2 separate regions of the Homo sapiens genome follow, and region 2 is linked to region 1. A link is an interaction called in ENCODE POLR2A ChIA-PET data of the cell type or tissue named here. Cell type or tissue: K562. All regions are shown on one strand. Links, peaks and the distances in the headings refer to the core of each region. The heading gives the core; the rest is flanking DNA. Region 1 has its middle 16 kb from the start of MICU1. Region 2 overlaps MCU (mitochondrial calcium uniporter).

Region 1 (16,508 bases), core at 4,603-12,602:
CCTATTTTTAAATTTTGTCTCTTATAAATTTAAACTTTCTTTATTACAAAGGTATGCAGACGCTTAAATTCAAACAATTAAGGAGCATTAGAAATAAAAAGTAAGCCCTCCTCTCCACTCTAATGTTACCCACAGAGATAACTACTATTAAGTTTTTGTATCCTTCTAAACTCTTTGTGCTTATATCAATGTACGTATCTGTTTATTTACACAATTTTTTTAAATGGGAATAGTTCTGTACAATAGGTTCTTTTTCATTATTTTTATTTTTATTTTAGAGATAGAGTCTCACTGTGTTGCCCAGGCTAGATTGCAGTGGTGAGATCATAGCTCACTTCAGCCTTGAACTCCTGGGCTCAAATGATTCTCCTGCCAAGTAGCACGTGGCACAACACCTGGCTGGCTATTTTTTTTATATATATATACAAATAGGGTCTCACTATGTTGCTAGTCTCAAATTCCTGGCCTCAAGCAATCCTCCTGCCTCAGCCTCCCAAAGTGCTGAGATTACAGGCGTGAGCTACCATGCCTGGCCCTCACTCTATACAATATGTTCTTTTTTTTTTTTTTTTTTTTTTTTTTTGAGATGGAATCTCGCTGTTGTTGCCCAGGCTGGAGTGCAATGGCTCGATAGTCTTGCCTCACTGCAACCTCCACCTCCCAGGTTCAAGCGATTCTCCTGTCTCAGCCTCCTGAGTAGCTGGGATTAGAGGCGCCCACCACCATGCCTGGCTAATTTTTGTATTTTTGGTAGAGACGGGATTTCGCCATGTTGGCCAGGCTGGTCTCGAACTCCTGACCAAAGTGCTGGGATTACAGGTGTGAGCCACCACACCTGGCCTACAATATGTTCTTGTGTTTAATTTTTAACAGATAAGTCTTTGTTTACTTAATTTTTATTTTATCAAAGCTGTGCATATGTAATTTTTATATGTAGTCTTAAAATTCAGATAATTCAAGCAAAAATTTTTTCTAATGATTATGTAACACATTCAGATGGTGTAGAATCCAAAAACTGCAAATATATATACTATGAAAAGTCTTGGCTGGGCACGGGGCTCATGCCTGTAATCCTAGCACTTTGGGTGGCCAAGGCAGACAGATCACCTGAGGTCAGGAGTTTGAGACCAGCCTGGCCAACATGGCAAAACCCTGTCTCTACTAAAAATACACAAATTAGCTGGGCATGGTGGCAGGCGCCTGTAATCCCAGCTGCTTGGGAGGCTGAGGCAGGAAGAATCACTTGAACCTGGGAGGCGGAGGTTACAGTGAGCCAAAGATCACACCATTGCACTCCAGCCTGGGCAACAAAGAGAGACTTGGTCTCAGAAAAAAAAAAGAAAGAAAGAAAAGAAAAGAAAAGAAAAGCCTCCCTTCCACCTTTGTTCCTGAGACACCCAAATCTACTTATAGGCAACCAATTACAGTTTTAATGCATCCTTCATTCATACACAAACACACACACACACATTTTTTTTAAAGAGATGGGGTCTCACCCTGTTGCCCAAGCTGAAGTATAGTTGTGCAATCACAGGTCACTGCACCCTCAAACTCCTGGGCTCAGGCAATCCTCCTGCCTCAGCCTTCTGAGTAGCTGGGACTACAGAGATGTGCCACCACACACACACACACACACACACACACACACACAGCTAATTTTTTTTTTTTGGAGAGACAGGGGTTTTACCATGTTGCCCAGCTGGTCTTGAACTCCAGGGCTCAAGCGATTCTCCCACCTCAGCCTCCCAAAGTGTTGGAATTATAGACGTGAGCCACCGCACCTGGACTTAAAAATAGTATTTCAAACTGTATAGTCACCAGAAGTACACAGTTATAAAAAATGCAGGCCATGCCGGGCATGGTGGCTTATGCCTGTAATCCCAGCACTTGGGGAGGCCGAGGCGGGCGGATCACAAGGTCAGGAGATTGAGACCATCCTGGCTAACACGATGAAACCCCATCTTTACTAAAAAAAATACAAAAAAATTTAACCGGGCGTGGTGGCACGCGCCTGTGGTCCCAGCTACTCTGGAGGCAGAGGCAAGAGAATGGCGTGAACCTGGGAGGCAGAGCTTGCAGTGAGCCGAGATCGCACCACTGCACTCCAGCCCAGGCGACAGAGCGAGACTCCATCTCAAAAATAAAAAATAAAAAAATGCAGGCCAGACGCAGAGGCTCACACCTGTAATCCTAGCACTTTGGGAGACCGAGGTGGGTGGATTACCTGAGGTCAGGAGTTCAAGACCAGCCTGGCCAACATGGTGAAACCCCTTCTCTACTAAAAATAAAAAAATTAGCTGGGTGTGGTGGCAGGTGCCTGTAGTCCCAGCCACTCAGGAGGCTGAAGCAGGAGAATCGCTTGAACCTGGGAGGCGGAAGTTGCAGTGAGCCGAGATCATACCACTGCACTCCAGACAAATAAATAAATAGGCCGGGCTTGGTGGCTTACACCTATAATCTCAGCACTTTGGGAGGCCAAGGCAGGCGGATCACGAGGTCAGGATTTGGAGACCAGCCTGGTCAACATAGTGAAACCCCATCTCTACTAAAAATACAAAAATTAGCTGGGCATGGTGGTGCACGCCTGTAGTCCCAGCTGCTTGGGAGGCTGAGGCAGGAGAATCGTTTGAACCCGGGAGACGGAGGTTGCAGTGAGCCGAGATCACACCACTGCACTCCAGACTGGGCAACAGAGTGAGACTTTGCCTAAAAAAACAAACAAACAAACAAACAAACAAAAAAAACTGCAGACACTTCACTTGGCATCTCCAGTGCCTTCAGCTTTCTGTGCCTGGTCTGTTTGGGCATCTCTATTTTCCGCAGGTTTATTCCCCTCCTTGCCAGCATCAGCCTTTCCCTTTTTCTCTTTGGGTACCTTCTCTCCCTTCTTTACAGGGCACTTTTAGGCTTGGGCTCTGGCTTTGGAGGAGCAGGTTTAGCAGACAACCTTTCAGATCTTCTCTGAGGTTTGTCCTTCACCATGGCTTTATCTCCTTTAACATCCCCTTCAACCCTTCTCTTGGGCTTGGTAACCATGGTGGCGGAACATAGGCACTGATTGCAGAGATGCAGGGCGCATAGGCTTTGGTCAATTGGGGGTCGTTCTCGCCTCTTCTTCACACTGCTCCATTTTGAAGATCTTTTGCTATCATTATATAAACAGCTATCTGCTTTTTATATTGTGACATGATATTTCATTGTATACATATGCCTTTATTTAATCAGTCACCTGATTTATGTAATCAAACATTTATTTCCAATTTTTGTTCTTACAAATAATCTGCAATAAGTCATGTGCATGACTCACACCTGTAATCTCAGCACTTTGGGAGGCTGAGGCAGGAGGATTGCTTGAGGCCAGGAGTTCAAGACCATCCTGGGCAACAGAGAGACCCCCATTTCTACAAAAAATAAAAATAAATTAGCCAGGCATAATGGCACGCACCTTTGGTCCCAGCTACTTGGGACACTGAGGCGGCAGGATCACTGGAGTCAAGAATTGGAGGCTGCAGTGAGTTATGATCATGCTACCACATTCTGCCTGGGCTACAGAGTAAGATCCTACGTCAAAAAATTTTTTTGCAATAAATAACCTTAAATATACACCATTTTTGTCTATGTGTGAGTCTATGTAAACTCCTGGAAATGAAGCTGTGGAGCCGTGAGTTTCACAGACTGATTTCTCTTGGAAGCAGACTTTGGGACAGAAATTTAGAGTTCCAGACATTTATTGGGAGGTATTCTTGGGTTCAACAGCTATGAAAGGGAGAAGGAAGACGGAATTTGGCAGAAGCAGAAGCTGGCCTGTGATGCACTCATGCAGCCTAAGATAACCCCGTCGGAAAGCTGTGGAGCTGAAATGACTCAGCAGAGTTGTCCTGCACTGGGGGGAAATGGCAAGTCCTTTATATCAGTCATTGGATGTGGGTTGCCACAAAAAAGCATATCCTTGGGTGAGACAGCTCTTTGCTGCTGAGGCAAAACTTGAAGGGGCTGACAAATGAAGACTGTCTGCTGACAGAACTCCTAGCAGCTGGGGCAAAAAGATCTTTCTGGAAAGGGGTGTCTACATTTTGTAATTTTTATAATTTTACCAAATTGACATGACAAGTTATTTTTTATTTATTTTTATTTATTTATTTGTTTTTTGAGACAGAGTCTCGCTCTGTCCCCCAGGCTGGAGTACAGTGAGGCCATCTCGGCTCACTGCAACCTCCACCTCCTGGGTTCAAACAATTCTCCTGCCTCAGCCTCCCGAGTAACTGGGACTACAGGTGCCCACACCACACCCGGCTAATTTTTGTATTTTTTTAGTAGAGATCGGATTTCACCATATTGGCCAGTCTGGTCTCAAACTCCTAACCTTGTGATCTGCCCGCCTCGGCCTCCCAAAGTGCTGGGATTACAGGCGTGAGCCACCACGCTGGTTGACAACATGACAAGTTATACTCCACAAGCAATGTATGAGAATGTCTGTTTACCCATTATCCTCCCCAACATAATGTATTATAAAAATTCTGTATATTTGCCAATCTGGTTAGGTAAAAATGTGACATCTCCATGAGGTATTAATTTTTCTTTTTTTTTTTTTTTTTTGAGATGGAGTTTTACTCTTGTTGCCCAGGTTAGAGTACAATGATATGGTCTCAGCTCACTGCAACCTCTGCCTCCCAGGTTCAAGCAATTCTCCTGCCTCAGCCTCCCAAGTAGCTGGGACTACAAGTGGGTGCTACCACGCTTGGCTAATTTTTGTATTTTTAGTAGAGACGGGGTTTCACCATGTTGGTCAGGCTGGCCTTGAACTCCTCACCTCAGGTGATCCGCCCACCTCGGCCTCCCACAGTGCTGGGATTACAGGCGTGAGCCACCACTCCCTGCCTTATCGAGGGTTTTCTCACAACATGGTGGAGACGGTTAAAGGGGAAGTAGATGCATGTGAAGAGGGGGAAACCTGAGGGCATCCTGACTTTATAACAACCTGTTCTCTCAGGAATTAATCCATTCCTGAGAAAATTAATACAGTTTCTCAAGAGCAAAAATTAACTGCCTGACCAAATAGCACCAAGTCTTTCATGAAGGATCTGCTCCCATAATGCACATGCCTCCCACTAGGCCCCACCACCCAGCACTGTCAAGTTGGGGATCAAATTTCAACATGAGTTTTCTGGGGACAAACAAAGCATATTGAAACCATAGCACTAGGTAAATGTTATTCACAACTGATTCATGTGGACTGCTATAATTACCTTTCTTTATGCCATTTCCTGGTTTATCTACAGTTAATAATTGATTCCTTTATTTACTTTGCTTAGTTTTCTCTGTGTCTATCACTAATTCTTCCTTCAACTCTTTAACAGATGTATCACTGCAGTCTGTGCTACCAACATCTTTCGCCTGAATTATTGGGATAATTGCTTCCTTATTAGGCAATCCAGTTGCTTCTTTATTATCTCTGTTTCCACCCTTGTCTGCCAATAGTCTATTCTCAAATGGAAGCAAGAGTGAACCTTGTAAAAATGTATGCCAATTGTTTCACTTCTATAACAGCTCTCCATTTTCCTCAGAAGCAAAGCAAGTTATTACAGTCATCCATAAGGCCCACAGGATCTGACATATCCCCCCTACCCTGTACCTCTCTGACCTCATTTCTCTTGCTCCTGCATCTCTACCTCTTACACTTCTTCACCCTTACTGGCAATTCCGTCTTCCTAGAAAGTTCTGCCACATATCCACACGTCTAATTGCCTAACTTCCCTCAGGTCTTGGCTTAAATGTTACTTCACAATGAGGTCTATCTTGACTATCCTATTTAAAGCTGTAATACACACTCTACCACCTCCCCATCTACAGCAGTTTTAATCCTCCTTCCCCTGCTTTACTTTGTCTTTTTTTACAGCCTTTATCACCTTCTAATATGTTACACAGTTTGCTTATTTATTATCTCACTTCCCCTTCTAGAATGAATGCTCCCTGAAAGTGGCTCCATGTTTGTGACTCAAAGTGGGTACTCAATAAATATTCATTGTGAATGAATGTATTTTCTTATAAAATGTTCAAACTCATCAGAAAAGCTACCCCTTTCGGCCAGGCGTGGTTGTTCATGCCTGTAATCCCAGCACTCTGGGAGGCCGAGGTAGGAGAATGGCTTGAGTCCAGGAGTTTGAGACCAGCTTGGGCAATATAGTGAGACCCCATCTCAAAAAAATAAATAAATAAACAAATAAATAGGCCGGGCTTGGTGGCTTACGCCTATAATCCCAGCACTTTGGGAGGCCGAGGCAGGTGGATCACGAGGTCAGGAGTTGGAGACCAGCCTGGTCAATGTAGTGAAACCCCATCTCTACTAAAAATACAAAAATTAGCTGGGCATGGTGGTGCACGCCCGTAGTCCCAGCTGCTTGGGAGGCTGAGGCAGGAGAATCGTTTGAACCCGGGAGACGGAGGTTGTGGTGAACTGAGATCATGCCACTGCACTCCAGCCTGGGCAACAGGGCGACTGAGATCTTATATGTCTGAAAATGTCTTTAGTCCAGCTGTGTGCTTAGCTGATAGTATGACTAGGAATAGAACTCTAGATTAGAAATACTTTTCCTTGAGGATTTTCAAGATATTGCAGCACTGTCTTCTAGCTTCCAGTGTTGGTTTCAAGAAGTACAATGTAATTTTGTTTCTTGAGCTTTTAAATGTTTTTTCTCTGAAAGTTCTTAGGGTCTTCTCTCTTTTCTCCCCTGGTGCATGGCCAAAAAAGGAATCATCAGGCAAATTAATGGCCTTACAATTATAACTGACAATTATAATGGCCTTATGATTACAACAATTATTATAAAAATTGAAGCTCGGCCAGGTGTGGTGGCTCACACTTGTAATCCCAGCACTTTGGGAAGCCAAGGCAGGAGGATCGCTTGAGCCCAGGAGTTCAAGACCAGCATAGGCAAGATGGCGAGACCCCATCTCTATATTTAAAAAAAAAAATTGGTCAGGCATAGTGGCTCACGCCTGTAATCCCAGCACTTTGGGAGGCTGAGCCAGGCAGATCACTTGAGGCCAGGAGTTCAAGACCAGCCTAGCCAACATAGTGAAACCCCATCTCTATTAAAAATACAAAATATTAGCTGGGTGTAGTGGCACATGCCTGTAATCCCAGCTACTCAAGAGACTGAGGCATGAGAATTGCTTAAACCCAGGAGGCGGAGGTTGCAGTGAGATGAGATTGCCACTGCACTCCAGGCTGGGAGACAGATAAGATTCTGTCTCAAAAAAAAAAAAAAAAAAAAAAAAAATTGAAGCTCATACTCTTAAAACCAACCCTAAATATCAAGGAAATGCCGTAGTTGATTTTCTTTTCTTTTCTTTTTGAGACGGGGTCTCACTCTGTCACCCAGTCTGCAGTGCAGTGGCATGATCATGGCTCACTGCAGCCTTGATATCCCGGACTCAGGTGATCCTTCCACCTTAGCCTCCTGAGTAGCTGAGACTACAGATGCACACCCCACATCCAGATAATTTTTTTTTTTTTGGTAGAGATGAGGTTTTGCCATGTTGCCCATGCTGGTCTTGAACAACTGGGCTCAAGTGATCCACCTGTCTCGGCCTCCCAAAGTGCTGGGATTACAGGCGTGAGCCACCATACCCAGCCACCATGGCTGATTTTCATACTAAACCTGCCACCCAGTGAAAGTAAGTTGTATGCTCTGAATGAGATTCATTCAAAAGACATTAAAGAAATCCAACATTTACATGAATGACAGAATAATGCCCCAGAAACTGAAAAACAAAATTAGGGAAATAAAGGATGCAAGATAATTAAGGGATTCTGGGAGGGCCCAGATGGCTGCTTATTACTTCCCAAATCCTTCAAAAGTGCCATTCCTCTGAGCATTTAATTTTTTTACTTACCAAGAGGTGGATAAAATTATTCAGATTCTAACAAAACATTGATGAGGAAACTTTTCGAAATCAGGCAAACAAGTCTATGATCAATGTCTGACTTATGAAAACCATAACCCTGGAAAAACCATTAAAGTGGCCCCTGGAATAACTGCCCCACCATCAGGGCCATTTGAATACCCACAGATGGACTTCAGTAAGTTGCTCACCTCTATGGGTTATCCAGTATATACTTATCATAATCTGTATCTCCTCAGCGTGAGTAGAAGCTTTTCCCTGCTGAAAGCACTGGTGCAATTACTATAGCCAAAAAGTTACTAGAGAACATTTTTCCACTTTGGAGAATTTCCAGCAAAATTTTAAGTGATGGAGGAACACACTTCACTAAACAAGTCATAAAACAAGTCAAAATCTTAAGGCCATCCAAGCATTATAGCATTACCATTGCCCCATTACATCCAATCTTCTGGAAAGGTAGAAAGAAAGAACCAATGGTGCTTTAAAATTAGCAAAACTAACTGAAACAGGACTACCCTGGCCTGAAATACTTCCCTTAGCTCTTATAACAATAAGATCTATACCTTTTGGAAAACATAAATGAACCCTTTATGAGATTGTCACTGGATAACTTATGCCCTTAATGGATAACTTATGCCCTTAATGATAGAACCCCATGTTCATCAACTCTTGTAAACTCTGATATGATCCAATATTGTAAAGCACTAATGCAGTATTCAAAAGCTTATTGCCACCAGGTACAAGGAGCCTTCAGAGGCATTCTTCCCCTCAAGGACATTGTACCCCACACATTGGAAGCGGGTGACTGGATATTCGGGGAAAAAAAGTCAACAGAAAACTGCACTTGAAACTTCCTGGAAGGGACCTTATCAGGTTCTTTTAGCCTCACACACAGCAAGTTGCAATTCATTGAACCTTGGGTTCATGTTTCTTGATGAAAAAGAGCTCCCAATTAGCTGCACATCGTGGTGTGTGCCTGTAATCCCAGCTACTCGGGAGGTTGAGACAGGAGAATCTCTTGAACCTGGGAGGTGGAGGTTGCAGTGAGCCAAGATCGTGCCACTGCACTCCCGCCTGGCGCAACACCATCTGAAAAAAAAAAAAACAAAACTCTCACAAAGTCTTGGACCTGTTAACGTACAGCTGACTTAAAATTAAGGATATCTAGGGAAATGTTTTCCCCAGAAGCAGATGACAACATGAGGTTGACAGCTTCCACTAAAGAACGTGGGTCAAGAACCCATTGGATTTTATTTTATTTTGTCAAGATTTTCTATTTCCATTATAATTATTGTAATCCTGCTACTTTGCAAACTAAGACAAAATGGTTAAACTCATATTCCTACTCCTTGTTAGAGGCCTTCATCGCACAGGCTGAACACTCACTAAAGTCTACTGTTACGCATATAGCCTTCCTTACTAACCAGAGCGATGGTGGTTATATCGCCATTTAAATGCTTGGGAAGAATCTCAGCTAATACTAGAACTAGCCCCCATACACACTTGGGTGATAAACTTGGGAAAATGCCTTTGCAAAAAGGTTTGGCATCCTTCTGCTAGCAAATCAAATCATTTAACTAATACTTAATGGCCAACTGTTTTGGCATTGGAAAGAAACATTAGAAGCCAAAGTATGGCCCATAAGTACTAAAAAATTTGTTACTGGTAACTTCTCTCTACACATAGAAATCCTTAATGATGCTGGGCCTGACTTAGGTGAGCTCCCAGACTCCTGTAATCAAACCCTCTGGTTTGATTCAGATGGTAGAGGCTGGACTCATATATAATGAGACAGATATAAAAACAGAAAATGGCAATGACACCCTCATTCACACCATTAAAGAGGTCACTGAAACTATACATTGGTTTAATAGAAACTCTAAAGGCAAGTTAAATGCCTCTCTAATACCATTATATAAGGTTACCAACAGTTTTACATACTGATAGATCAAAATTCAGGTCGCATCCAGAAAGAGAACCAGTCTTACCTAATTGGTAATGGTACACATGGATTACTTTATCAAGCCATAGAAATGTCTTTTTCTCCTATCCTAGTTTAAACCACGGTCATTCAAACTAGGAATGCAAAGATGCCAACATGATTAAAAGTAATCATGATCTTTGTATCACATCTGGTTTTTTGGTAATGGGATCCACCATAACTTTACATCAGTGACACTGCGTTATTTGTTCTTTGTTGTAATAAGATACATGGACAAAGGTTTCCTACCCAAATGGTCTAGATGCTATGGTACAGGATATCTCTCACCCCAAATAACCAAATATGACTTTTTTATTTTATTTTATTTTATTTTATTTTATTTATTTATTTATTTTTGAGACAGGGTCTTGCTCTGTTGCCCAGGCCAGAGTACAGTGGTGCAGTCTTGGCTCACTGCAACCTCCACCTGCCTGGTTCAAGTGATTCTCCTGCCTCAGCCTCCCACGCAGCTGGGACTACAGGCCTGCCCCACCACACCCAGCTAATTTTTGTATTTTTGATAGAGACGGAGTTTCACCATATTGGCCAGGGTGGTCTCGAACTCCTGACCTCGTGATCCACCCACCTCAGCCTCCCAAAGTGCTGGGATTACAGGCGTGAGCCACCGCGCCTGGCTGACTTTTTAAATACTAGTCAAGTTACTAACTTGGGATCATTTGTACATAAAGTAACCTCCCACTAAAAAAATTTTTATGAGCTTTGAAATCCAGTTATACACATGAGCTCTGGATTTCATCCTTTTGTTAGAGTACTCTTCCTTCAACTACGAGTCTCTGAACTAGAAAAATCACTTATCAATATTTCTATAACTCTCAAAAAGTATTAATGATATCTTAATTTACTTTCAAGTAATAGAATCCATGAGTAGTTTAGCTTTAGCTGTACTCTAGAATAGGAGAGTTTGTGATACCCAAACTGCTCAAGGAGGAGCTTGTGCTCTTATCGAAGAAAAAAAATGCTGTTTTTCTGTTAATAAGTCAGGAATTATAGCCCAAAATCTTAGAGATTTTGATCTTTTAGATCAGACCCAAATATTACAACACTTTGGAGAGGCACAATCAGTTGATGTATTTAATTGGTTAAATCTTGGCTCTTGGGGAGTTTGGCTTTGGGATATTTTTCAAACCTCAAATAGGAGGTGTTACCCTCCTATTAGTCATATTCATAATATTCCTTGAACCTTATATTCTCCTAAGAGTCTTAAACGCTTGTTAGCAGCCACTGACTCAACAGATGATCTTCATGAAGACTGAACATCAAAAACTACATGAACAAGAATCATCAGAAGAACGCACTGAGATTCTAGTTTGCAACCTACACATGTCTATGGAAGGAAAAACAACATGGGGTGACCGAGAGTAATCCTAAATAGCTGGCCTCACTCTGAATCCAACTGAAAGAATGACCAAAAGGGGGGAATTACTAAAGAAAATTCAAATGGAGGCTACAGTTTGGATATACCCCTAAGCCAATTGCCCATAGCCACATAACAGAAATTTAAGCTATCCTAATTTCCTTCAAAATGCCAGCTCTAAACATAAAGCAAATTTAAGCCATTCTTTCTTGTCAGCATGCTTTAATAAAATAGAACCAATCAGCTACAGGCAAACAAGTTTATACAGCTTTTCTTGCCATAAAAAGAATGAACATTTATAATAATGTCTGAAAAATTACCTAAACACATGTTGAAGATGGTAAGACAGACTTTATTCAAGGAGAGCCATGGTGATAGGTATAGGGACCACTGCAATGGAGTCTCACAGTGGGGGAGGAGGGATTGGACTCAACTCCAACTCCAACAATGACAAGTGGAAATTTAAAACCATGGAGCTGGCTGGGCACAGTGGCCCATGCCTGTAATACCAGCACTCTGGGAGGCTGAGATGGGAGGAGGATCACTTGAGCACAGCCTGAGCAACATAAAGAGAACCTGTTTCTACTAAATCAATATGTAAATAAATAAATAAAGGAGCAGGGTGGGAATCAGTGCATGGAAAATTATTCAGAGGAAACATCAAGGATAAGGGGTTTCTGGCTAACCTGACTTGATAGTATTGTTGCTGAAGGCAGGCCAGGGTGATAAGATATCAAGGGTAGTCAGATACCAAGCATGGAGAATTTTCCCTAAACTGACTTAGCAGGATTTTTGCTCAAACTGGATTCTACGAGGACAGAGAGGTAAACCCAAAATCTGGCCGAATTAAGCACAGGACTCACAGAAGTTTTGGTCAAAGGAGAGAGTCTGTCAATAACCATTCACAGTAAAGTTCAACACACTCCTTCGTTTATGCCTTATAAGCTGTACTGTAATTGTTGTGAGCCAAGCTTCTTACCACTTTTGGTTTGAAGTTCATAAACTGTCTTTTTTATGCACAGTAAACCTAAATTTTTAATTTGATCTGATTTTATTTTTGATAAAATATGCCCCCAAAAATATGATACTGTTCCTTTTTTTCCCAAATCCCACTTTCTTTGTTCAAAGCCAAGTGAAAATGACTCTTTTTTCCCTTTAGAAAATCAAAACAGGACGGGCATGGTGGCTCATGCCTGTAATCCCAGCACTTTGGGAGGCCGATGCGGGTGGATCACGAGGTCAGAAGTTCAAGACCAGCCTGGCGAAGATGGTGAAACCCCATCTCTACTAAAAATACAAAAATTAGCTGGGTGTGGTGGCAGGTGCCTGTAATCCCAGCTACTCGGGAGGCTGAGGCAGAGAATTGTTTGAACCCGGGAGGCGGGGGTTGCAGTGAGCCGAGATCGCCCCACTGCACTCCATCCTGTGCGACAGAGTGAGAACCCGCCTCAAAAAAAAAAAAAAAGAAAAGAAAAGAAAAAAAGAAAATCAAAACAAAACCACTCAAGGAATCCAGAGCCTTCTCAGCTTGGTATAGAACGATATTTGAGACATGAGGTAGATGAATTAGGTCTAGTATCAGTTGGCTTCGGCAAGACCCAAGGTTTGATGTTTCCATTTATCTTTGCTTTGCACCAGAAAGAAAGCACACTAAAGTTATAGTATTACTGCTCATAAGAAGCAAAATACTAATAAACCAGAAACTATTGTCAATAAGCTATGATCCCAGTAGCAGGCTATCCTAAAGGGAGATCTGAGTGGGGCACCTCGATGGCTTCCACAGTCCACCTCTTGTTTGTGCACTGATCAATGTCCCCACATATGTTCTGGAAGCAGATTTTTTCATGGCTCCTGTGGGCTCCTTTTCCTAAGGGGAAACTTGGAGAAGAGTGGGATGAACTATAGCTTTCCAATACTGCAGTTTGTCTCAGGCAACAACTGGTACTCACCATTTCCCTCCTTCACTATCCATTCCAAGTTTCTCTCACCCTCAGCTATTACCTCTGCAGGTCATTATCATGAATCAGATAATTCTAGCATGTTCAACTGAGTATATGCCCCAATATTAGGGACATACTTTCTAATAATATGTCCATGAGGAAGACAATGTGAAATGTTCCTTCCAGGGCTAGGACTAGACAAGGACCCTATCTTACACGTCTATTTAAAAAATTTGAGAAGTGTCTGTTCATGTCCTTCACCCACTTTTTGATGGGGTTGTTTTTTTCTTGTAAATTTGTTTGAGTTCATCGTAGATTCTGGATATTAGCCCTTTGTCAGATGAGTAGGTTGCGAAAATCTTCTCCCATTTTGTAGGTTGCCTGTTCACTCTGATGGTAGTTTCTTTTGCTGTGCAGAAGCTCTTTAGTTTAATTAGATCCCATTTGTCAATTTTGGCTTTTGTTGCCATTGCTTTTTGTGTTTTAGACATGAAGTCCTTGCCCATGCCTATGTCCTGAATGGTAATGCCTAGGTTTTCTTCTAGGGTTTTTATGGTTTTAGGTCTAACATTTAAGTCTTTAATCCATCTTGAATTAATTTTTTGTATAAGGTGTAAGGAAGGGATCCATTTTCAGCTTTCTACATATGGCTAGCCAGTTTTCCCAGCAACATTTATTAAATAGGGAACCCTTTCCCCATTGCTTGTTTTTCTCAGGTTTGTCATTGTGCACATCTACCCTAAAACTTAAAGTGTAATAATAATAAAATTTTAAAAATGATATATATATATCCCATTATATATCATATAATTATATATATATCCCATTATATATCGTACAATGATATATGAAAAACAAATTTGGATCATACTCTCTTAATTTCTAGACAATTGTGGTTTTAATATTTTTGAGCAAAATGACTATAGTGAATCTGGGAATATTTTGTTGACTAGATCCTAAGAGGCCACTGTATTGGAAAGAATTTTTGACTGATTACTAGATATTTGCTTTTTTCTATGGTTCTAACATTACGTAATTTTTTTTTCACTATTAGAAAATTAAGCTGCTGGCTGGGCACAGTGGCTCACGCCTGTAATCCCAGCACTTTGGGAGGCCAAGGTGGGCAGATCACCTGAGGTCAGGAGTTCGAGACCAGCCTGGCCAACATGGTGAAACCCCGTCTCTACTAAAGATACAAAAAAAAAATTAGCCAGGCATGGTGGCATGCACCTGTAATCCCAGCTACTTGGGAGGCTGAGGCAGGAGAATCACTTGAACCCGGGAGGCAGAGGTTGCAAGGAGCCAAGATCAAGCCATTGCACTCCAGCTTGGGCAACAGGGCGAGATGCTGTCTCAAAAAATAAAAAATAAAATAAAATTTAAAAAAGAGAAAATTAAGCTGCTTTGCACAAGAAGATTGTATTCAGAAGGGAAACAACTGACTTGCCATACTTTTGTAAAAGGGGTTCTTATATTCTTATTACTAATTTTCTTTAATAGGCCTGTGTATTTAAATTACTGAGTTCCCTCAGGCCACTTACTTCAACTGTCTGGATTTCAGTTCCTTAATTACACAATTATAAACTATTATGTCATAAATTAAACAGAAATATTATTTATTGTAACTAAGTTTTTAAAATCTATGAGGACAAACTGGTTTTTTGTTAATTTGTTTGTTTGTTTAATTTATAGAGACAAGGTCTCTCACCATGTTGTCCAGGCTGGTTTCGAACTCCTGGACTGAAGTGATCTGCCCACCTGGTTCTCCCAAAGTGCTGGGATTATAGGCATGAGCCACCGTGTCCAGAAAGGACTAACTGTTAATGTCAGTTGAGTGCTTGGAATTTTTTGGCTCACACAAACATGGTGTAATATCTTTCTTTTTTGTTTGTTTTTCTGTTTTCTGTAGGCACATGCCACTGCATCTGGATAGGCTTTTTTTGGTAAAGAATGTAACACTTAAGGCCGGGTGTGGTGTAGTCCCTGCAATCCCAGCACTTTGGGAGGCTGAGGCAGGAGAATCGCTTGAACCCAGGAGGTGGAGGTGGGAGTGAGCTGAGATCGTGCCACTGCACTCCGGCCTGGGCGACAGAGGGAGACTCTGTCTCCAAAAAAAAAAAAGAATGTAACAGTTAGCTTTGGCCAGGTGTCATGGCTCACACCTGTAATCCCAGCACTTTGGGATGGTGCGGTAGGACCCTTGAACCCAGAAGTTCGAGACCAGCCTGGGTAACATGGCAAGACTCTGTCTCTACAAAGAATTTAAAAATTAGCCAGGCATGGTGGCATGCACCTGTAGACCCAGCTACTCAAGAGGCTGAGGCCAGGGGATTCCTTGAGCCCAGAAGGTTGAGGCTACAGTGAACTGTGTTTGCACCACTGCACTCTAGCCTGGGTGACAAAGCAAGACCCTGTCTCAAAAAAAAGAAAAAAAAATTAGCCTTTCAACATGTCTTTGGGCAGTCTGCATAAATGACTGAAATCACTTAGAGGGAAATGAAAGCCACAACTTTTTTTTTTGGCGGGGGGGGCGGGGTGGGAACAAATATATATATATATATAGCTCATGCTTGTAATCCCAGCACTCTGGGAGGCGGAGGCAAGAGGATCACTCGAGGACGGGAGTTTCAGGCTGCAGTAAGCTATGATTATGTCACTGTATTCCAGCCTGGGCAACAGAACAAGACCCTGTCCCCCTGCTCCCCAAAAAAAGTAATTAAAAATAAAAGCACATATTGCAGTGTAAGTATCAAAGTGCCACCAACTGTTAGTTTTCTGAGAGTAAAATTTGGTCTTTTATCCTGCAAAGATGCTGTGTATTAGTATTAACTGGAGGCTAAAGCACACACCTGAATCCTGTCAACAATAATGGTAGGCAGGGTGCCAAAGTAGAAGACTGAGCTGGCATTTGAAGAGCTGGGTTATTCTCTCAGTTTTTAACCTCTCTGAGCCTTAGTTTCCCCCATTTGATAATGAGGCTAATATTATCTGCTATCCTTGGGGAACTTTGTGGATCAGAATGAGATAAGGTATCTGAAAATACATTGTAATCTATAGAGTACTATATAAGTACTTCCTATTACCTTAGTAAATATTCATAGGGTTCCTGATACAAGAATAACATTAAACAATGTGAAAGGAGAGAAAAAGAAATGGAGCTTGCCCTCAAAAAGAAAGAGACATTGACTAACATATTTTTATCTTTTTGTTCAGAGCCATGATATTTGACAATGTCTTTTGGGCCTCATTATAGAGGCCCATAAGGAGACCTAGACAAATTAAAAGGGTTCAGCTATGGATTGGATCC
Region 2 (8,000 bases), core at 1-8,000, 69 kb after region 1:
GGGTTTCACCTTTTTGGCCAGGCTGGTTTTGCACTCCTGACCTCAAGTGATTCACCCGCCTCGGCCTCCCAAAGTCTGGGATTGCAGGCATGCGCCACTGCACCTGACTCGCCTTTTGAAATGTTATGGGAGCCAAGGATTGCTGTACCATCACAGAATATTTTTATTATTAGTTTTCTGAGATAGTTAAATAAATGAAGAGGTGGTCGTGGTGAGTGGTGTGTGTGTGTGTGTGTGTGTGTGTGTGTGTGTGTGTGTGTTTCCCACCAAAACAAAAGTAATTGAAGAGAATTTGGTGCCAAGTGGTATAATAGGAACTGGATCTGTTCCTCTTTGTTCCGTTAACTTGCTGTTTGATCTTGGACAAGTGACTTAACCCCTTTGGTCTTAATATTTTTGTCAGTTAAATAAGGATGCTTGATTAGGTGAACCTAAAGGGCTTTTAATTTTTATTTTATTTATTTTTCTGAGGTGGGGGTCTCACTATGTTGTCCAGACTGGTCTTGAACTCCTGGGCTAAAGTGATCCTCCTGCCTCACCTTCTTCAGTAGCTGTGACTACAGGCACGTACCACCACGTTCAGTTCAAAAAAAAACTTTTAAAATTATAAAACATGTTGTATTTTTATACAGTACTTTACAAGTAATTATGTTATTTCATTAGATGGCTTGTGTAAAATCATAAACTCAGGTATTGTGTATTTGCTTATTCTCACAAGGGCCAAGAGCTTGAAATGAAGAAAAACAGCCTTCAAGTTCCTCTTTAAGACAGTTTTCATAATTATTTCTGACATCTTCATGAACAATTTACCTTGTATTCCCCTTAAACAGTTCATTATGCCTTTAGTCTCATCTTTCACCTTTGTTTTCTTTTCTCTAATCCAAATTGCCGAAGGGAGTGGAGGAAGAGGTGAAGATGTGGAAAGCCCAGAGAGTTGGAGAGTTGAGAGAAGGAAGAAAGCAGTTAAGGTCAGAGTATTGAAGTAAGATGGGACTGTACTAGTAATTTATTAATTCTGAGTTGTACCTTGCCAGCCTGAAGCAGAAAATGTTTTATTTTGTAGTAACACTATAGGAATCCTAGGTGTGAAAACCTTAAGTGATTAGTTGCCTGCAGGAGTCAATAGGCATAGTGGCCCTTAAATTCTTCCAGCTCTGTGAACTGAGCCTAGTATAGTGTCAGTAACATAGACATTCAGTCCATGTTGGGTGAATGAGAGTCAAATAGTCCTGGCAACTATTGTCTAAATCCTTCTCCCCTGTGGGTAACACAGCTGTAGATCATCTTGTTCTCTGTGCCCAGATACTACAGTGATGGGAATTATGGGAATGTCAAGAAGGAATGACTTCTCTTTGATTCATGAAGCAGCTAATACTCTTAAAACAGTTTCGATTGTGCTGAAACAAGCAGGACTAAATAAAATGCTCAGTAAAAATAGTAATGAAAAAGATTGTAAAGCTATTATGTTAAAAGTAATTTGAGGCCAGGCTCAGTGGCTCACGTTTGTAATCCCAGCACTTTGGGAGGCTGAGGCAGGAGGATCACTTGAGCCTAGGCTGCAGTAAGCTTTGATTGTACCACTGTACTCCAGCCTGGGTGACAGAGTGAAATACCCTATCTCTAAAAAAAAAAAATTTAAGAAATTGATACAGTGGCATCTACCTGGCATGATTGGTGGGGGTATGGGCCATGCTGGACACTGCAGAAGAGAGAAAGGAACTATTTCAAAGAGGTGCTGCCAACTGTAGATTCTTTCTGTATATATATATTTCCAAAGAAGGCAGATTTTTGGAAGTGTTTATTTTGGAACTAGTCTTGTGTATTTCCATTCTGTCCCCACTGTATCCTGTATTTTGCACTGCCAGAATTCTGATAGCTGCCGTGAAGCAGGGCTGTGGCAAGTGGCCAAGTGTGATAAAAACCTATTTTTCATTTTAAAACAATACAGATGTCAGAATACTTTAAAGAAGTATTTAAAGATAGATTGAGTAGAATGGAACAAATAGTAAAAATCTAATGAGAAGATTGAAGGTTTTTCATTTGCTTTTGATGGAATTACATTTTTTGGAAACAGAAGAATACCAGGTTATGTCTTTCTTGATCTGTTAGTTTCTCTCTCTTTCTCCCTTTTTCCTGATCTGTGAATGCTGGTGCTAGACACTGCTGAATAGACAGGAAAAATGGATTTTCTGGTGTTTTTTTTTCTTTTTTGAGGGGACCCCTAGGGTATACTTTGTGTGAGTATCTGACTAGATATAGATATAGATGTCAATAGTTTGGTTTTGTTTATTTATTTTCTTGTTTTAACCCCAAAGAAAATGAAATCTTGTTTTCTTTTTATTTTCAGCTGTGACTTAAACGTTAAAATGCTGCCTAAGCACAGTTGAGATAGTAAAACAGGATTTTAGTGTAACATATTACAGAATTTTGGAATATTCATTTACTTAATGGACAGCTGAACTCCAGTCAGTGCTTTCTTTAAGTTTAATGTCTCATCCTGCATTGGTGTTCGATTCAGAATGAATTCAAGTTCTTAGTGTGGCCAACTGCCACAAAGTTGGGTGAACTTTAAATACATAATGGCTTTCTGTTTTGTTTTGTTTTTGAGATGAAGTCTCGATCTGTCGCCCAGGCTGGAGTGCAGTGGTGCGATCTCAGGTCACTGCAACCTCTGCCTCCCTGGTTCAAGCAATTCTCCTGCCTCAGCCTCCTGAGTAGCTGGGACTACAGGCACATGCCACCATGCCCGGCTAATTTTTTGTACTTTTTAGTAGAGATGGGGTTTCACCATGTTGGCCAGGATGGTCTTGATCTCCTGACCTCGTGATCTGCCCCCCTCAGCCTCCCAAAGTGCTGAGATTACAGGTGTGAGCTATAGCGCCTGGTTAATGGCTTTCTTTTTAATGATTCTAGAGCTTTTAACATGAGAAAGTAGAAAATGAAAGGAAACTATAATAGATTTCTTGCCTAAAATGGGTGTTCTTTGTAAGATGAAAAGTAGAGACAATCTGAGACCCTGAGTTATGGATCCGAAGGTCACATCACAGCCAGCATTAGACAGTCATAGCACTAGTGGAAGAAAAGGCAGAAGGTAAACTACTGATGGGAATGCTGTCAAAGGAGCTCACTTGGAAAGGCCATTCCATCACCTAAGGTTTTTTTTTTTTTTTTTTTTTTTTTTTGGTGGAGGTGGAGTGGTCCTTTATAAGGAAATTACATTATGTTCAATCAGACATACAAGGACAAAAATCTTTTATTTTTAAATTGTGAAGTATGTCATGTCTATAAAAAGTAGAATAATATAATATACAACCTTTAGCTTGAGAAATTGAACATTATGATTATAATTGCTGCCCCCAAGTACCATTCCTTAGACCTCTCTCCCAAAAGTAACATTCTCTTAAATTTGATGTTTACCATCCCATGAGTGTGTTTATCCTTTATCTACACCTATCTTATATAGTTTTGTAAGAATGTTTTAAAACCTTATTTAAAAGGTATTAAACTGGCCGGGCGCAGTGGCTCATGCCTGTAATCCCAGCGCTTTGGGAGGCCAAGGCAGGTAGATCACCTGAGATCAGGAGTTCAAGACCAGCCTGGCCAACATCATGAAACCCCTGTCTCTACTAAAAATACAAAAATTAGCTGGGCATGGTGGTGGGCGCCTGTAATCCCAGCTACTTGGGAGGCTGAGGCAGGATAATTGCTTGAACCTGGGAGGCAGAGGTTGCAGTGAGCCGAGATCATGCCATTGCACTCTACCTGGCAACAAGAGCGAAACTCTGTCTCAAAAAAAAAAAAAGTATTACACTGTATGTATCCTTCTGCAAATCTTTTTTTTTTTTTTTTTGGAATGGAGTCTCCCTTTGTCAACCAGGCTGGAGTGCAGTGGTGCGATCTCGGCTCGCTGCGATCTCCACTTCCTGGGTTCAAGTGATTCTCCTGCCTCAGCCTCCTGAGTAGCTGGGACCATAGGCGTGTGCCACCACACCCAACTAATTTTTGTATTTTCAGTAGACATGAGGTTTTGCCATGTTGGCCAGGCTAGTCTTGAACTCCTGACCTCAAGTGATCTGCCTGCCTCGGCCTTCCAAAGTGCTGTGATTACAGGCATGAGCCACTACGCCTGGCCTTTTTTTTTTTTTCCCTCTTAATACTTAAAAAAAAAAAAATTAGGCCAGCACAGTGGCTCATACTTATAATACCAGCACTTTGGGAGGCTGAGGTGGGAGGATTGCTTGAGGCCAGTAGTTTGAGGTTACACTGAGCTATAATTGGGCCATTGCACTCCAGCCTGGGGATAGAGCAAGACTGTGTTTCTTTTTTTTTTTTTTTTTTTTTGAGACAGAGTCTCACTCTGTCCCCCAGGCTGGAGTGCAGTGGCACAATCTCCATTCACTGTAAGCTCCATCTCCCGGGTTCACGTCATTCTCCTGCCTCTGCCTCCCGAGTAGCTGGGACTACAGGCGCCCACCACCACTCCCAGCTAATTTTCTGTATTTTTTAGTAGAGACAGGGTTTCACCGTGTTAGCCAGGATGGTCTCGATCTCCTGACCTCGTGATCCGCCTGCCTTGGCCCCCCAAAGTGTTGGGATTACAGGCATGAGCCACCGCACCCTGCCCAAGACTGTGTTTCTTAAAAAAAAAAACCCAAAAAACAAAAAAAAACTTATTTAGTTGATACATGTGGTTCTGGTTCATTCATTTTTAACTACTTTGGCGTTTCTGTCTCTATTTCATATATTTAAACCTCTGTTAACTGACAGACTTTTTGCTGAATATTCTGGGGGACAGGAAAAAGGAATTTATTATGTCATTTTTAAAGTTAGACTAGGAATGCTGTTTTGACTTTCAAAACCAGTTTTCCTTTTTTGGTGTGGAATGTCCTCGTTTATCATATTCCTGGGAAAATCCTTTGTACTTCCTGAGAGAAGGCAGAGAAGAAGAATGTTTTATTACATAGATGAACATGTCTTGTACAAGATACAGAGCAGCATCTGCCACAAAACAGTGAGCTCGTGGGGGATTGAGCTGCTGCAACAAAAGCCTGGGTTACTAAAATTCTCAGATATTTCAAGTGCAGACAAGCTGTGGGTGGAAATTTGTTGGCATTAATTCATTGTTTCTTTTCTGTGTGTTTGGAATTATCTGCAATTTGGGTACTATCTGCTTTATTTTGTAAAAGGAGATGCGCCTTTTATGGTAAAAAGGCTGTTCTTGAATTGTGTCGTGGTTTTATGGGGCAAGCAAAAGAAAAGTAAGGTCTAGAAATGAGGGGACATACTTTTTGAGACAGGTAGTTGGTGTGAAATAAATATTTGTTTTAATAATAATTCTGTACATATTAGTCAATGTATATTCTTACTTTGAAGTCATTGTTTTAAAAAGACAATCTCTGATAAAATTTTATCTTCTCAATTTCATGCTGTTGTCTTTCATTTCCAACACTCTTGATAATGGTTTGAACATTTTTGCAGAGTACACAGGGCAGAGCTTCATTCAGGTTGTCCCTCCAAATGATTTGCTGTAGTGCATTAACCAGAAATGCTGAGGCAGCAAGGGAAACACTAATAAATTGGATGGTTTCCAGGGACTGTCGCTACGGCAAGCAAACACAAGCCAAAATTAAAATGTTAGTTAGGCACCCAAGATATAAGTCTGGCCAGATATGCTATTAACAGTGAATCTTCCATTCTCATTAAATTATTTGAGATCTGTACAATTTGAAGATTGTTACAAATGGTGACCAATTTTAAGCATATTTTAATTAGGGGTGGTATAATAGTCTTTTGGCTAAAACTTAATTAGAATGAAAAAATACTTTTGCCTTTTTTATTTGATAGATTCCAGTGCCTCAGGAATGAACCTCCAGTAATGGGAGAGTTTTTTTTGTTTTGTTTTGTTTTTGAGACGAAGTCTCACTCTTGTTCTCTAGGCTGGAATGCAGTGGCGCAATCTCGGCTCACTGCAACCTCCACCTCCCAGGTTCAAGTGATTCTCCTGCCTCAGCCTCCCGAGTAGCTGGGATTACAGGTGCCTGCCACCAGGCCCGGCTAGTTTTAGTATTTTTAGTAGAGATGGGACTTCACCATGTTGGCCAGGCTGGTCTTGAACTCCTGACCTCAGGTGATCTGCCCGCCTCGCTAGTGCTGGTTTTCTTGCTAACTACACAAATTATACTTCTGTAGTAATTTTCACAAATTATTTTACCGTGAAAAGTATAGGTATGGGGAGAGGAGATAGTGGTATGTGAAAGGGCCTTTTGTATTTTTCTTGTTTTGGAATGATTTCCAATCATTTTCAAACAGAACCTCTAAACCAAAGAGTTTGTGTGGCTTGGCAAATGAACCAGAATTTTTTTTAATTTAGTACTTCAAGGTTTCTAAATTTTGTAAACTTGTTTCTGAAACTAGTGAAAGCCTGAAACTAGTGGATGGCCTAAGACTTTTTTAATTTAAAAAATGTTTCTTATTTCTTCATTGTTTGTTAGGGTTCTATCAGTTTTTTATATTCCGGACACACAGAGATGGGGTGAATTTGTTTTCCTCTTTCATCATTTGTGTGTGTGTGTGTGTGTGTGTGTGTGTGTGTGTGTGTGTTGGAGTCTCGCTTTGTCGTCCAGCCTGGAGTGCAATGGCGCGATCTTGGCTCACTGCAACCTCCGCATCCCTGGTTCAAGCAGTTCTCCTACCTCAGCCTCCCGAGTAGCTGGGATTACAGGTGTGCTCTACCACACCTGGCTAATTTTTGTATTTTTAGTAGCGATGGGGTTTCACCATGTTGGCCAGGCTGGTCTCGAACTCCTGACCTCATGATTTGCCCACCGCGGCCTCCCAAAGTGCTGGGATTACAGGCATGAGCTACCACGCCTGGCCAATTTTTTTCTTGTTTAATCTAAAAATATTTCTAAAAAAATTTGTTTATGAGCTGTTACTTCAGTTCCCCCCGCCCTGGTCTTTTTTTTTTTTTTTTTTTTTTTAAAGAGATGGGGTCTTGCTTGTTGCCCAGGCCCAGGCTGGCCTTGAATTCCTGGGCTCAAGCAATCCTCCTCCCTTGGCATTTTGAATAGTTGGGACTATAGGCCCACACCACCACACCCAGCTAACTCCCAATTTTTATATCTGTTGAGCTTATCATGTGATTGTCAAATATCTATTATTACTATTTTTTTTGAGACAGAGTTTCCCTCCTGTTGCCCAGGCTAGAGTGCAATGGCATGATCTCAGCTCACCGCAAACTCTGCCTCCCGGGTTAAAGCAATTCTCCTGCCTCAGCCTCCCAAGAAGCTGGGATTACAGGCATGCAACACCACGCTGGGCAAATTTTGTATTTTTAGTAGAGACGGGGTGTCTCCATGTTGGTCAGGCTGGTCTTGAATTCCCAACTTCAGGTGATCTGCCCCCCCCTTGGCCTCCCAAAGTGCTGGGATTACAGGCGTGAGCCACTGCGCCCTGCCCAAATATTTAATACTTTGTTTCTGGAAAAAGTATTTTAGAGTTTCTTACGGTCAATCTGGATTTATTCTAGGTTACAACTAATTTTTTTTAAAAGTGCTCTCTTGTCCTAAGGGTCACTGTGATAACTAGTGGCTAAGAATGACTTAAACAAGGTCTTTTCAGACTTTCTTTCTTCTTTGGCATTATATGCTGAGGTACCCACATTAGCAGGCTCAAGAGGGCCTTTACCTTTGACATTTACTTTACTTTTTTCTATTCTTTTAGGTCTTTCACTACCATTCCTACAGTGATTGGCAAGATACCGTTTCTACCTCACTCTCCATGTACCATGCCAGTGACATCTTAGCTGCTAGAGTGTGGAGCTGGCCTGTGGGAGTCAAGTAAGTGCCTTTTTTACTATTTGGCATGGTTTTTGCTTACTTTGCAAAGCCATGTAGAGGAGCTTCTTAAGATTAGTTTTTAAAAAGGCACTTGCTTGATCCTTGTGGGCTGGCTCTTTGCTCCAGCCTGCTATTGAACACTTGGTAGCTAACATGGGGCTG

Evidence for each region. ChIA-PET counts read pairs that join two places held together with the same protein. Peaks named below come from ENCODE experiments on the same cell type or tissue, not always from the same donor. Only the 100,000 strongest peaks of a DNase experiment are listed, where the experiment ranks them.
Region 2: POLR2A ChIA-PET joins it to region 1 with 6 read pairs; 3 of 35 experiments call an interaction of 5 or more read pairs at or near these places.

The regions. Positions count from the first base shown.
Region 1 is chr10:72,633,742-72,650,249 of GRCh38, forward strand. It overlaps the pseudogene HMGN2P34. Among named protein-coding and RNA genes, the nearest start is that of MICU1, 16 kb to the left of the region's middle. In K562, for the core only: no CTCF peak of the experiment used is centred there; a DNase peak (open chromatin) is centred at 8,750.
Region 2 is chr10:72,707,389-72,715,388 of GRCh38, forward strand. The region is part of intron 1 of MCU (mitochondrial calcium uniporter); the gene reads left to right. Among named protein-coding and RNA genes, the nearest start is that of MIR4676, 9.6 kb to the right of the region's middle. In K562, for the core only: no CTCF peak of the experiment used is centred there; no DNase peak of the experiment used is centred there.